Linked DNA regions of Homo sapiens: region 2 is linked to region 1. A link is a loop called in an ENCODE intact Hi-C map of the cell type or tissue named here. Cell type or tissue: Calu3. All regions are shown on one strand.

Region 1 (8,000 bases):
GTTTACCTAAGCAAGCCTGGGCAATGGCGGGCGCCCCTCCCCCAGCCTCGCTGCCGCCTTGCAGTTTGATCTCAGACTGCTGTGCTAGCAATCAGCGAGACTCCGTGGGCGTAGGACCCTCTGAGCCAGGTGCGGGATATAGTCTCGTGGTGCGCCATTTCTTAAGCCGGTCTGAAAAGCGCAATATTCGGGTGGGAGTGACCCGATTTTCCAGGTGCGTCCGTCACCCCTTTCTTTGACTCGGAAAGGGAACTCCCTGACCCCTTGCGCTTCCCAGGTGAGGCAATGCCTCGCCCTGCTTCGGCTCGCGCAGGGTGCGCGCACACACTGACCTGCACCCACTGTCTGGCACTCCCTAGTGAGATGAACCCGGTACCTCAGATGGAAATGCAGAAATCACCCGTCTTCTGCGTCGCTCACGCTGGGAGCTGTAGACCGGAGCTGTTCCTATTCGGCCATCTTGGCTCCTCCGCCAAGTTCTTTTAAAACACACCACAAGTCCAAGAGAGCTTTAAAATGAGTGGCCATGGACGGGCGTGGTGGCTCATGCCTGTAATGCCAGCACTTTGGGAGGCTGAGGTGGATAGATCACTAGGTCAGGATATCTAGACCATCCTGGCCAACATGGTGAAACCATGTCTCTACTAAAAATACAAAAATTAGCTGGGCCTGGTGGCGGGTACCTGTAATCCCAGCTACTCAGGAGGCTGAGGTAGGAGAATCTCTTGAACCCGGGAGGCAGAGGTTGCAGTGAGCCGAGATTGTGCCACTACACTCCAGCCTGGTGACAGAGAGAGACTCTGTCTCAAAAAAAAAAAAAATAGTGCCCACAGCAAAAATATCTTCTAAAATTTATGAACAACAAATTGCTCCAGAAATGTTACATTTTGATTATTGGCCAACCCACTTTTAGCCGAGAATATCTGGTGATGACAAATATTCTACCACTCAGACAATCATTTTTCCATGGCATTCTGAGAGTCTTAAATAGCTTAAATATTTAGGATGCTCAACTTGACTCAAAGTCTGAGTCTATGTTCTACTGGCTAGATACCACGGTTACTAATTTCTTTCTTTTACCCATTCCATTCTACTTGAAACCATTACTCTAATTAGATTATCATCTTAAAAATAACCCTTGTAAATGATAGAGATTTGGGCAATCAAATATCAGCTTCTTCCTAGAATAAATAGTAATGCCCAATGCATTACTTAGGATTCTCTGTGTGTAAATTAACACACAGCACAATTGATATCAACTTAAATAATAAGGGACATTTATTGGTTTGCATTATTAGATAGTCCAGACACAAAATAGGTTTCAGGGTTGTGTTTATTCACTGACTCACTGATGAGCTGGTACTTTCTTTCCTGTGAGCTCTGCCTTCCATGATTTCAAGTCCCTCAAGGGAAAATGGCCAGAGAAATTCACTCTGCACAGCACACTATTCAGAGGGATGGAGAAGGCTGGCATCCATCAATTACTGGAAAAGAAAAACCATGCTTTCTAGAAATTCCTAATGCACTTTTCTCTTTTTCTAATTATGTCTGTTTGGAGTAACATGCCCTTTCTTGAACAATTTCAATTGGACAAAGGGATACATAATAGTTAATTTAGATTTGATATCCTAGATCATTCAGGTTGCAAAGAAAATGGAATTTGGATTTCCAATCTAGACATTTTCATTCTGATGTCAAAGTTAAAAGAATATGAGAATTAGGGCATTTTCATGCATGTATATTCTCAGATATTTTTCTATCAAACTCCTCCCTCCAGGAAGCCTCAAGGGAGTATGAACTTCTCAGATGAGAGTGTAACCCAAGAAAGAGAAGACATGAGATCTAGAAAACAGATGAGCCAGAGCCTCAGAAAGATGCTGTAAATCTCAGAATGATCATGAGGAAGATTTTTGGATAACAGTGTTCAAGATACACAAAACACTGTATTAGTCTGTTTTCATGCTTCTGATAAAGGTATACCCGAGACTGGGTAATTTATAAAGAAAAAGAGGTTTAAAGGACTCACAGTTCCACCTGGCTGGGGAGGCCTCACAATCATGGCAGAAGGTGAGGGAAGAACAAAGGCACATTTTACATGGCAGCAGGCAAAGAGAATGAAAGCCAAGCAAAAGGGGAAACTTGTATAAAACCATCAGATCTCATGAGACTTATTCACTACCACAAGAACAGTATGGGAAAGACCTGCCCCCATGATTCAGTTACCTCCTACCAGGTCTCTCCCACAACACATGGGAATTATGGTAACTACAATTCAAGATGAAATTTGGGTGGGGACACAGCCAAACCATATCAAACACCTATTTAAAAAAATCAAGAACTATGTAATAGAAAAAAATTGGCAAAACATATAAACTGGCACATTACAGATGAAGAAATACTAATATTCAGTTAACATGAAATGACATTCAAGTTCACTTGTTACTAGAAAATGATTTTAATGGTATGTACTCTAATTTTAACTATTGCACTTGCTGTAATTGTGCAGTTTTGTTGAGCTAAATAAGTTCTAAATTTATATCTTCATTTAACAGTTAATTCTTATATTTTCATTGGGTAATTTAGTATAAGATCTCTATATCATGAATGATTATCTTGATATAGTAATCTGCATTATTTTAATCAGATTTTCCCCAGCACATGATAAAAAAAAATCTCACGTAACTATGTGTGATATTTGCTTAATATATCGTTTTTACAAAAGTGAATTTCAGGCCATCACAACTGTGAATATGCACTTAAAATACCGTCTCATATTTTACAATGTTTCCTGTGGTGTAAGCTGAAATTTGGGGTTAGCAAACCTATCATTAAAAGAGCACACTTATGTTTTCTTTATAAATTCACATGATGTCAATTAAAACTGCCAAGTAGAGCATATCTTGTTGCTTAGAGGAATATTAATTTTTCCTTTTTAAATAGTCTTATTACAAACTGAATACAGAGTATCTACAAATAATACAGAAACTATTTGTAGTGTATGCCTAGAATGTGAAGACTAAAAATATGAGAGCTCACTTACCCACCAGCCACGCTACAAAGTAAAACATAATCCTTGAAGCCCCATGCATGCTCCTTTCCTGACCCTATCTATCTCTGTCAAACCTCAGAAAACTGCTCTATAGAACTTTAAATATTATTCACTTATGGATGAAAATCCCAGCTCACCACTTCCCAGGTCATTGATTTTCAGCAAGATTCTTGCTCTTTCTCTATTTCATATCAGAATAGAATTTTTATGAGAAAGACATTAAATAATATATAAATTGTGTTTCTATATAGACAGTCCATTGCATACTACAAGCTCCACACATGCTAGCTAGTAATACTGGCAGTATTAGTAATGGTATTAGAATTATACTACAAAGAGAAAAAATAGAATTAGTCATGTATTTTCCTTCCCTGGGATATTTCAGAAATACATCTTGATTTATTGATTCGATGTTTCAAGTCTATTTATTTTTTGCTTTGTCTTTGTTGGAGTCCACATTATCTACAAGAGTTCCACTGACTTCACAAAATCTTGAGACTTAGAGCAGCTTGTTTCTTCACAATCTGTAGAAGATTAAGAAAGGAATTAAGATTTTTAATTCATATGTAAAATTCAGAATGCACACACCCAGAAAATAAGCATTCAGAGAATGTAAACATTTGACACTTCACGTTTACTAGGAGGTAGGGATGGACAGAACCATAATAGAAGGTCCAGAAAGAGCAAAGTTAGCAATAGGAAGAGACAAAAATAGTTAAAAAAAAATACACATCCTGATAAATGTGTATACTATTTTGTTACATTGCAAGGAGAACAAACTTGATAAGAAAAATTTTCATGTGTTCAGCTGCTAGGAATGCCAGGACCATACCACTGTGATCAATGGTAGAAGGAGAGGATTTGGAAATTGACTGGATATGGAGAAGCTACTGACCCAGCTGAGTGCTGGCTCTTTGGAGATATGCTGAAGTCCAAACTTTGTGTAAAAGGGCATTAAAAATTCGATGTATTTAGCTTAGATTTCAGTTTAGAGAGAGGACATTCTGATATTGGATGACACTTGAAGTCTGTGTGAAACACCATAATGTATACAATTATTTCAGAACAGATCTAATATCAACAGTGAAAACACATCAGACATAGGGTCTAGGTTTTACTGTATGTATTTAACCAAATTCATTTACCCATTAGTTCACTTAAATACCATTAAAGCCTAGTATTTTCTAAAATTTTCTAGTGCATCAAGAATACAGCTGTGGACAAGAATGGCTAGAATTGAGATCATGTATAACAAAGGCTATCATTAAAGACTGATGATTAAAAAAGTAATTGCAATGTAGTTTTGATTTGCCCAACCATTTAGAAGTGCACAACAGAGTGCCTAACATCAGATCATTCAGGTTTTAAATTGCTGAATAGGAACCCAAGGCAGAATCTCATTCTTATAAAAACAAGGAGTTAGTTTTAGAGTAGATTCAGGTAAGTGGACACTAAGATATTCAGAGCTCTTTTCAAGTGCACAGACATCAGATCTATAGAATTAGACCACAAATTTCACTGGAAATCTAATAACCTCATTGCTTTGCTTATGTCAGTCAAGACTTCATTGAGGTTAGCCTCAATGGGGATATCCTCATTGAGGATAACTACTAGTAATTAAAATGGGTAGAACTAGTAAAAGATGGGCTTAGCATAACCATAGGTGCCAGGGGTGCATCAACTAAATTTCGTATTTTAGAAGGGTCGCGTATAGAAATCAGGCCCTCTAGTAGTAACGTGCTGTCAGGCTCTCAATTTATAACGTTGATGATCTAAATTCACAGTTAATTCTAATTTGCAGGAGTTGTAGCAAGAAAAAATCAGAAGGGGGCAGCAAAGAGCTATCTGGGCCAGAGAAGATCCAATTTGAAAAGTAGCCAAAGAAGATTACCTTGTGTTAAATTACACAGAAAATGCTCTTCCAAAAGGGTGTCAAACCCATCAGAGTCATGGACCCAGATTACCTTTGACCTACTAGATGTTATTTTGCCCTGGTTTTCTTCCTGTCTCTCTGAGTATGTCTTAGTTTTCTTGCCTGTTTCTCTTTTCTCTATGTAACAATTATATATTTGTTTTCCAGGATTCTGGTCTTCATCTACTTTATTCTTGCTTTCCATACTTGCCGTCTCTTTATTTTAATGTATATTCTCTCATCCACTTCCACAGTAATAATTACCATGAACATTCTGAGAGAGAGCCTCTGCTAGCACATGAGACAGCCTTGGTGAGAGTTAGGAAATCATGCCACCTTTTATTGTATGATTTCAAGTAACTACCCCTGTTTTTACTTAAATCTGCTTCTTTTTCTCCAGCCCCTAATAGACTTTAATAACCTCTTGGGTAAACCAATGGCCGTCTTCAGTCTCATTTCTTTTCCCCTAGGCAAAGGCACAGACTTCAAACCAATAAAATAAACATGGTTTTATGTTAGAAATTCACAAATACCCATCACTAAACAGTCTTCCAATACTAAGACTCTGTAATTACCTTCCAACCAGTCATGTACACTAGAATATGTGGCAGACATGTCAAAAACCAAACTCATTACCTTTCACCAAAAATATATGACTTCTATATTTGCTCTTTTGGTTAATCGTGATTCCTTGTACACCATCTGCCAAGTTTGGATGCTGTTACTAACCCCATTAATTTTAGTTCATAAATGACACCTCAACCTGGAAATGTGATAGCCTTATTGCTTTGTTCATGCCTCAAGACTTCAATGATACTAACCTTGGAGAGTGTAACCATTAGTAATTAAAAATAGATACAACCAAGAGTTTTTGCTAATGTTTTCCATAGACTAGGTTACACCTTCTCTCACAATTTGCTTGCCCATGATTTAGTCCTCGAGTCACTGGCACCTGGTTTTCAGGCCCACTCTTCCAAGGAAACTAACATTCTCTATGACATAGCCTTTCTTTACTAAGTCCAGTGAATCTTTCCGATATACTTTGTTTTTGCGGTGTTTGAAACTACTCACCTCATCTTCCTCAGAATGTTCTCTTCTACCGCATTTAAAGTTCTCCATCCTCTTTTTTCTCTCATGTCCTCTCTCTCTCTCGTGTGTGTGTGTGTGTGTGTGTATGTGTGTGTGTGTTGTCAGCTTCCTCTGACTATAAGAAAATTCTGAAACAATGGTATTTAGGAGATTTCATTTCTCAATCTTCCTACTTCTGTCTCTGTGTCCTCTCTGACTACAAGTAAATAATGAAATATTGATATTTAGGAGAGTTCTGATGTCAGTCTTCCTACTTCTCTCTCTTCCTCCTCTCTCTAGGTGCTGGGATCATTCTCACGATTTCACCTTCTATCTACAAGCTTAAGACTCCCCAAATTTATATCTATCTCTACATGTTTAATGGATGTCTTCACTTAAAAGTCATCAGGTACCTCAAATATGCTCAAGATGTAATGTAGCATCTTCTTCCCTAACCATGATATATTTCTCAAATTGGACACTCTGTTTACAGAATTATTCCCCTACTTTTACAAGCATGAATGATGAAGTCATTTAAAATTCCTTGCTTTACTTTCCTTCTTTCATTCCTCACAAAAAGTCCCATTCCCTTCATTTATCTCCAAAAGTAATGATACTCTTCTTCCCATCATCTCTATTGCTGTTAGGACTTACTGTATCTCCCTTAGATTACTACAATGAAACTTCAATAATCTGTTTTACCCTATTTTTATCTATTCTTCTCCAATCATCCACAATGTGCATCTAATCAATTAACTACCCATATATTTCTCTTTAATTATTCCACAGAATGTATGCAAAAATGTATAAAGTTCTTAAATTTTATTATTTGCACTCTTCAAAAAACTCTCAGAGCTCTCACCTCTCTGACTCTTATATGCTTCTCTCCAGCTGTATTAACAATAATTTTAATATAATACAAACATTTAGTATTTACTATATGCCAAATATCTCAGTTTTCTTAATTATCAGATTTTTCTCTTGTGTCTTTGTGAAGGCTACTCCTGCTTTCTGAAATACATTTGCATACTGTTTGCCAACTCCTGTCCTTGAAGTCAGATGCCAACACTCCCCAAAGGTTTGATGCTCTTTGTACTGATGTCCTTTGTACATGCCCTTTGTATGTGGCATATTTCTATCTGAAAACCACTCAAATGTATTTATCAAGTGTTTACATATAATTGCAAAATGGAAGAAAACTCCAAGTTTAAATAGTCAATCTACCAATTTATTCTACCAAGGTATTATTGAAAACATGATAATATATCATTGACATTTGACGCACACATGTAGATAATTTAAGGACCACTAAATATAATTGAGATCTAAGAGAAATTGATATTTGGTAAATTAGAGACCTAATTATTTTTATGGTTCTTTTAGCAATGCAGCGATACATTCAACATTTGATGTTATGATAAAATTAGATTTGTACTCATTCTGTATATTTGAGAAATTTATTGGTATCTTGTAATCAGGTATTATTGGAATCAGGATATCAGTCAGTTTTGTAGGTCTATAGTTGTCTTGATTACATATTTTCACTAAGCGTTTTTAAAATAAAGTAAATCCTAGCTTTAATCTCCACTTGGTTCTATTTTAAATATCAAGCTATATTTAGAATAATAAAGTCAACTCTCAGTCATATGTCTCAGATACTCATGCTAGCATGAAATTACACAGGCAGATTTCCCCAGCTTTGGAGAAAAGATAAATGGGACCCTGTTATCTTGAATTTGTTGCAGCATTATACCAGACAATAGCCAAAGCTAAGGCCAGGTTTTGTTAATTATATAGATTTTGAGGCAAAGCTTTGCATACGGAAGGGTCTGTATTATTTTTCTATAGTTTAAAGCTTTAATACTATGCAGTTCATTTTCTAGCATGCATAAGCTGCTCTGTAATAGAGTTTCAACAGTTTCATTTCTTTTTATGGAAAAGCAAGTTTCTGACTGTATCAGGACAAAGTAC
Region 2 (8,000 bases), 250 kb after region 1:
ACCAACTTGTAAAGGGAGAAATGTCCTCTGAAGAAAAATATCACAATACAATATGGTAATAATTACTTAACTATGTTTGAGTCTACATTGCCTAAATTTATTCTACTTTGGCTAGAAACAACATTAATATGTACATGCAGGTCTGAGTTTGGTAAATATATTATTAATATGATTTTATCACCTTATTAAACAAGAAAAACAGCTAAGGTAAAAATCAATTTGAAAGGAAAAGACTTGAAATTATCTTTACAACCCTGTGGAAACAGACCTAATTTTATGTGTTACTGCAAAAGGAGAAAACAGAATAAAAGCTATGATAAAATTATACAAGAGAGACTAAACCCCATTGAAAATATGAACCATAAAGAAATAAATCCTTAGTATTATGTAAGCAGAGTACTCTTTACACAGATGAATGTAAGTCTTCACAAAAAATATATACTTAGTTTTCTATAAATAACATTTTGCTGTATCTTATTTTGGTAAAATGTATGCATTATTAATGAGACAGTGACCATTTTTATTAACATTTCTTTGTGTTAATTTTTACATCAAAAGATTAACTTAAAATGCAATGTGTTAATAGTGTATTAGTAGTAATAATATTAATCATGCATTGTATTTTAAATTTATCTTTAGGATTGTAATGTACAGGTAATGAATTTAATGGGAACTATAATAATCATGCCGGTATCTTTTCTAAAATGGATATAAATTAATTCCCACATTTTACATTAAATTAAACAATTTATGGCTAGTCAAAGTGCATTTTACTATAAAATTTCATTTGATATATAACAAATCTATTAGAATACTTATTATATTTTTCCTAAATAATATCTATGAAACCATAAATTTTTGTAATATATTTTGAAATTTGATAGTGTTGAGTAACAGTTTCTATCTCATATCTTTGTTTCTATTTTATCCAATAATTTATTTTGTCAATCATCTAATAGTATATTTAATTAGGGCACTGTGGCTTAATGATATAGATAAAAAATGACATTAACATTATATAATTCCAAATTAAGGAAAGATTTGCCTTATTCTTAGTAGAAAAGGAGCTTCACACTTACACTTTTAACAAAGTAGGTTAATTTTTACATAAGTACATAGAATTCTATATATCTAAAATATTTTAGGAATTTGTACAACCAAACTTGGCTCCCAGGACCTACAATAAGTTCAGGATTATTTAGATTCATAACTTTTACCACTTTTTAAACTTGCTGCTTCCACTTAAAATTATTTGGCAATTACGTGCATGTTAGTACTGAGATTAGTCAGGATCCTAGAAGGAGTACATCTCAGAAAGTTTAATAAAAGAAATATTCACCAAAGAAAACAAAATAGGAAGAGTACAGCACTCCTGAGTTTACATGATAGATACCATTGGGCACCTCTGGGCAAGAGGAGGGACCACTTACCTAAATCCAGAGTAGCTGTATGAAGACGACCAACTCTCAGGAGCTGTGGGAAAGACACAGACCACTGAAGTTAACCTGTCAGAAAGATAATCAGGAGAAACAATATCCTGAATTATCTTTCCTCCACTTCTCTGTTCTCCTGAAAATATCTCCTATTGGCCAAATCCAACAAGATAAAGTGCAAAAGAACTCATTGGTACAAACTACAATCTTAGCCTCCTGAGATAAAGAACTGAGTGGAGAAGACAAATGGTAGTATTGGGAGTACAAGTTGAGCATCATAGACACTACAAACATTATGGTCAACATTTTAAGAGAAAAAACATCATCAATTTTTTTCTGTAATTGGGAGAGTAATTCTATATGTCTCTGGAATAGAAAAAAAGGAGAACAGCAGAAAAAAAGGAGCCAGATAGACAATGAGGAGCAGACTGTTAGTTCTAACACTACAGATTGAGTCGGCCTTTAAGCTATAGAAAAGGATGAGCAAAGTTTTGAGAAGAGTTGTGGCCAATCATATTTGTTCCTCAGAAACATCATATTGTCTATGATTGATTGTATGGAGGTGGTCAAAGAAAGGGTAGGCCAGAGTGACATGATTTCTGAATGACACCTAAGAAGCAATATATTTCATACACTGAAAGCAACAGATTACAAGATGTAAACAAAGTTTATGGTAAGGGAATGAAAGATAATTAGATTAATTTTAGTCATATTTAATTATAATATTTAGTAGAATAACCAATATTTGAAATTAAAATTTCAAATAAACAGATATGTTTTTATGGTCTTTAAAAAAATGATGAGTTGGCAGTAATAAGTTGGAAATCATCAACATATATTGGCAAATAAAGCCAAGCTAGAGCAAGAAAAGTGCCTGGTAGGAAGGCACATATGGGCTGAAAATGGAAAACAGTTCAAAGGAAAGCTCAAGATATATCAAAAATGTAAAAGTATTGCTCAGTGCTGAGTAATAAATTATTGGACTCATAATTAAAAGTAGTACTTTATTCCAGGAATTGTTTTAGGTCCCTGGGACACCATGGTAAAGAAGATATACCTTAGTCTTGACTTCACAGAACCTCCTGTCAGTGAGTAAAAAAGAGAAAACCATATAAATAACAAGTATAATATTATCAAGTAGAATTAGTGTTAAAGAAATAAACAGATTTAAATGACAATTCGTATGTTAACATATTTAGGTAAGGTCTTTTAAAGAAATAGTTGTTTGGATTGCTGGCTGAAAGCAGAGAAAAAGCTATCAACATGATGTGTAAGAGTAGAGTATTAACAAGTTATTTGAAAAGTCAGTGGTAAGGCTATATGTTTTTACCAATATCTTAAAGATAGTTGATATGTTTTCCTCAAAAAGTTTTATAATTTTTGTTTTTAGCTAGAGTCCTCCAGTTAATGACCATTGTCATTATCTTTCCTTTTATTTAGATTACTTATTTCTCTCAAAAATATTTTGAATATTTTAGTAGTATCTCTAATGTAGTTTAAGTAAACAAAGATATCTTTAACAAGATATTAAATTTTAAAAATGATAAAATTTTAAAAATAATAAAAATAAATAATTGAAAATAAATTTAAAAAATCTTGGTCTTTTAATCAACATTTAGTAATAGGGATCAGATGTACACTTCTTTCTAAAAAAAATAATGAATAAAATATATGAAACAGTTTAAAGGCGATGGACATCAGACAATGAAGACCATGGTCCCTGAGATTCTGGGAACAAATAAAGTGAGCGCTGGGTTTGTTTTAATTCACTTCCTTGTATGAGTTTCCTGGCAGCAGGACATTGGAGGGAGAAATTCAGGAATGTCCTAATAAAACTTGCAGTTAGGAGATGAAGCCGAGAGTCCAGGGAGATTAAACATCAAGAGAGTTCAGAACAGAATGCTAAGGAAAAAAATTCTACAAAGGGAAAAAATTCTCGATACCTCTGAAGGGTTGTTCTTCTACAGTTGGCTGAGTACAGATAAGTCCATACCTGTAAGGAAAACATCCTAGGTCAGAATAACAACCACCTGAATAGATTAGGTACCAACACATGGCCAAAAATAGTGTCTGTTCTCAGAAGCCACAGTGAATTTCTCATAATTCACAGGGCATTGGGTAGGGTATTCAGAAGGTCTTGAGTCAGTAGTGGGGTATAATTAATCTTGGACGAAACACTTCACTACTCCTATCAAACAGTTCTTACAAACGGGACTCCCCTTCCCAGTAAGCATTTTCTAAGTAGTTAAACTAGATTGCAAGCCAATATTTATAGAAATATGTAAATATCCAGTACTCAACAAGATAAAAAAAACTGCTTGGTAGCTAAGCAAAAATTACTATGCATGCAAAAAATAGAAATAACTAATAAGGAGAACAACAAACAACTTGAAAGACACTCAAAAGTGGCACAAACGGTATAACTGCTATACAGGGATATCTAAAAAGCTATCATAATCATAGGCATTCCTTCCCCCCCATAAATGTTTTCTCCATACTCAAAATTTAGGTGGAGATATGAAAGATATATTTTAAGTCAGAGTTGTAGAAGTGTAAAATATAATGCTGAAAAAAAATGCAGAATGGAAATTACACTTCGCAGAGGAAAATATTAGTAAACTTGAAAATATAGCAATAGAAAAAAAATCTATCTATCTATAAACAGAGAATAAGTAGAATTATAGAATACATACGCAGAGCACCAGTGAATGGTGAGACAAATTCAAGCTGCCTAATACATACGCAAATAGAATTCATAGAAGATGAAAGATGAAAAGAAGGAAGAACAGTAAACAAGAAATATCTAACATGGGCCAGAATGTTTACAAGTTTGAATAAAAGTGCCATTCACAAGATCCAAGAAACTCGACAAACTCCAAGCACAAGAATTATAAACAAAGCTACACCAAAGAACGTCATAATGAAATCATTGAAAACCAATGATTAAAACAAAATCTTGAAATCAGTCAAAACAAAAAGGCATGGTATGGACAGAGGAACAAATATCTTAAACAATGCAAGTCTGAAGAGAGTTGGGCAACATTTCCCAAGTACTGAAAGAAAACAAACAAAAAAAGCATGCAAAACAATTCTCCATCCAGAATTCCATAATTGGTAAAATATCTTTTGAAAATGAAGGCAAAGTAAAAATCTTTCCATGCAGACAAAAGCTTAAATAACTTACCAGTAGATCCACTCTACATGATACGTTGAAGGAAGTTTTTCAGGCAATAATAAAATTTTACCAGATGGATATATAAATTTGCACAGACAAATTCTTCTCATTATTTACATCACTTTAAAAAAATAGAGAAGAAGTTCGAGCAAGCTGGCTGAACAGAAGCCCTCCTTAATTGCCCTATCCACACGCACATCCAATCGAACAACTATCTACACAGAAAAAGCACTTTCATAAAAACCAAAAATCAGGTGAACAATCACAGTACCTGGTTTTAACTTCATATCACTGAAAGCAGAACGGAAGAGGGCAGAAAAGACAGTCTTGAAATGCTAACACCATCCTTCATTCTCTGGCAGCAGCTGCATGGCATGGAGAGAGAATCTGTTTTCTTGGGGGAAGGAGAGCCTAGTGACTGTGGAGCTTTGCATTGCAACTCAGTGCTGCCCTGTCACAGCAGAAAGCAACACTGGGTAGAAATCAACTGGCACTTACAGAAGGAACATTTAGACCAGACTTAGCCAGAGGGAAATTGCCCATTCCAGCGGTCAGAACCTGAGTTCTGGCAAGGCTTATCAAAAGAGCTAAATTGCTCTGGAGTCCTAGATAACTTTGAAAGAGACAGCAGTTTGGGGGCAATAGTTGGTGCTGTGCTGGGCTTACAGCCAGTGGACTTGGAGGACATGTGACTTGGTGACACACCAGCTGGGGTAGCAAAGGGAGTGCTTGTGTCACCCCTCCCACAACCCCAGGCAGCAACTCACAGCTTTGGGAGAGACCTTCCTTCAGCTTGAGAAAAAGTGAAGGAAGACTAAAAAGGACTTTGTATGGCAATTTAGATACTAACTCAGCCACAGTGGGATAGGGCACCGGAGACCTGAGATCCCCATTCCAAGCCTTATCTCCTGAAAAACATTTCTCTACACATCCTGGGCCAGAAGGGAACCCACTGCTTCGAAAGGAAAGGCTAAGTTCTGGCAGGATTCATCACCTGCCAAGTAAAAAGCTTTTGGGCCCCAAATAATCAGTTTTTGGGCCCCAAATAATCAGTAGTGGTAACTAGGCATTACTTCTCATGGGACTTGAATGAGACTCAGAGAAGTGCTGGCTTCAGGTGTGACTCAGCACATTACCAGGTATGGTGGCTACAGGGAGAGACTCCTTCTTTTTCAGAAAAAGAGAAAGAACAGAAAAGGGGACTTTGTTTTGCAGCTTAGGTACCAGCTTGGCCACATTGGGGTAGAGCAACAAGCAGGCTCTTGGGGTCTTGCATTCCAGGCCTTGGCTCTTAGATGGCATTTCTGTACCTGGACTGGGCCAAAGGGGAGCCCATTACTTTGAAGAGAAAGTCCCAGGCCTGGTAGCATTCACCACAATCTGACTGAGGAGTACTTGGTCCTTGAGTAAAGCTCAGTGGTAGCCTGGCACTACTTGCCACAGGCCTGGGACAGTGGTGTCTTTGGGAATAGACTCTTCTGCTTGTGGAAAAGGGAGGGAAGAATGAGAACTTTGTCTTATGGTTGAGTGCCAGCTCAGCTACAGTTGAATTAAGCTCTACGTAGATTCCTAAGATTTCTGACTCCAGGCCCTGGCTTTTGAATGGCAACTCTGGACCTTCCTGAATCTGGAGAGAACATGTTACCCTGAAGTGAAGGACACAAGTGGGGATGACTTCATTGACTGCTGATTGTAGAGCCCCAGGGCCTTGAGGGAACATAAGCAGTAGCCAGGCAGTGGTTACTGCGGGCCTTGAGCAAGACCCAGAGCTGTGCTGGCTTCCACTTTGACTCAGTGCAGTCCCAGTGGTGGTAGCTACAGGGGACCACTGTCACCACTTCCCCAGATTCAGGGAGCTCAGCACATAGAGAAAGACTCTATGTGATGAAGAGATCAAAAGTCTCTGTCTGGTAATCGAGAGAGTTCCTCTGAATCTTATCCAAGACCACCAAGGCAGTACCTCTATGAGCAATAGCATTAATGGGCTTGGGGTGCCCCCTAATGCAGATATGGCTGCATGACCAAAAACTTAGATCACAACACCCAAGTCCCTTAGAAAACTTATAATGCCTTCCCAAGAAGGATGGGTACAAATGGGCTCAGATTTCAAAGACTACAATAAATACATAACTCTTCAAATTCCAGTCACAAATAAACCTCCAAAAACTTCAAGACTATCCAGGAAAACATGACCTTACTAAATAAATGTAATAATTTATCAGGGAACAATCCTAGAGAAACAGAGATATGTGACTTTTCAGACAAAGAATTTGATATAGCTGTCTTGAGGAAGCTCAATGAAGTTTGGAATAACAGAGAGAGAGAATTCATAATACTATCAGATAAATTTAAACAAGAGATTGAGATAATTAAGAAGAATCAAGCAGAAATTCTGGAGATAAAAAATGCAGTTGACATAGGGAAGAATACATGAGTCACTTAAAAATAGAATGGATTAGGCAGAAGAAAGAATTAGAGGACTTAAAGATAGGCCGTTTTAAAATACACAGTAAGACGAGACAGAAAAAAAAAAGCATAAGAAAGAACGAATCATGCCCATAAGATCTAGAAAATAGCATCAAAAGGGCAAATATAAGTTATTGGCCTTAAAGAGGAGGTAGAAAGAGATACAGTAGAAAGTTTATTCAAAGGAATAATAACAAAGACTTCCCAAACCTAGAGAATGATGTCAATATACAGATACCAGAAGGTTATAGAACACCAAGCAGATTCAACCTGAAGAAGACTGTCTCAAGACATTCAATAATCAAACTCCCACATTTCAAGAATAAAGAAACGATCCTACAAATAGCAAGATAAATTTTAAAAAAATACAAGGGAGCTCAATACATTTGGCACTAGACTTTTCGGTGGAAAACTTACAGATGAGGAAACATTGGGATGACATAAAGTGCTAAAGAAAAAAAAAACTTTTATGCTAGACTATTATATCTGGTGAAAATATACTTCAAACATAAAGAAGAAATAAACACTTTTCCACACAAACAAAAGCTGAGAGATGTTATCAACCCCAGTCCTGTCCTACAAGAAATGCTAAATGGAGTTTTTCAAATTGAAAGAAAAAGACATTAATGAGCCTAATAAATTATCAGAAGGTATAAAAATCGCTGGTAATAGTAAGTACACAGAAAAACACAGAATTTTATAATATTGGAAAAGTGTTGTGTAAACTGCTTATTTTTTTGAGTAGAAAGACAGCAAGATAGCCAATAAAACATAATAACTACAACAACTTTTTAAGACATAGACAATACAATAAGATATAAATAGCAACAACAAAAGGTTAAATCAAGTTAAGGGGAAGAAGTTAAAGAGTAGAGTTTTTATTAGTTTTCTCTTTGCTTGCTTGTGTGTTTATGCAATCAGTGTTA

Evidence for each region. Hi-C counts contacts between places; a loop is a spot of excess contacts. Peaks named below come from ENCODE experiments on the same cell type or tissue, not always from the same donor. Only the 100,000 strongest peaks of a DNase experiment are listed, where the experiment ranks them.
Region 2: it touches region 1 in a loop (2.9-fold over the local background); 4 of 110 quality-filtered maps call a loop at or near these places.

What each region holds. Positions count from the first base shown.
Region 1 is chr1:104,775,805-104,783,804 of GRCh38, forward strand. No RefSeq gene overlaps it. Among named protein-coding and RNA genes, the nearest start is that of LINC01676, 840 kb to the right of the region's middle. In Calu3, CTCF peaks have their summits at 4,872 (motif pointing right) and 5,072; a DNase peak (open chromatin) is centred at 4,887.
Region 2 is chr1:105,021,678-105,029,677 of GRCh38, forward strand. LOC105378880 (a long non-coding RNA gene) reads right to left here and starts at 3,425. Exons shown (of 3, transcript XR_947657.1): 1 at 3,377-3,425; 2 at 1,431-1,473. RefSeq lists a silencer at 5,617-5,817. In Calu3, no CTCF peak of the experiment used is centred here; no DNase peak of the experiment used is centred here.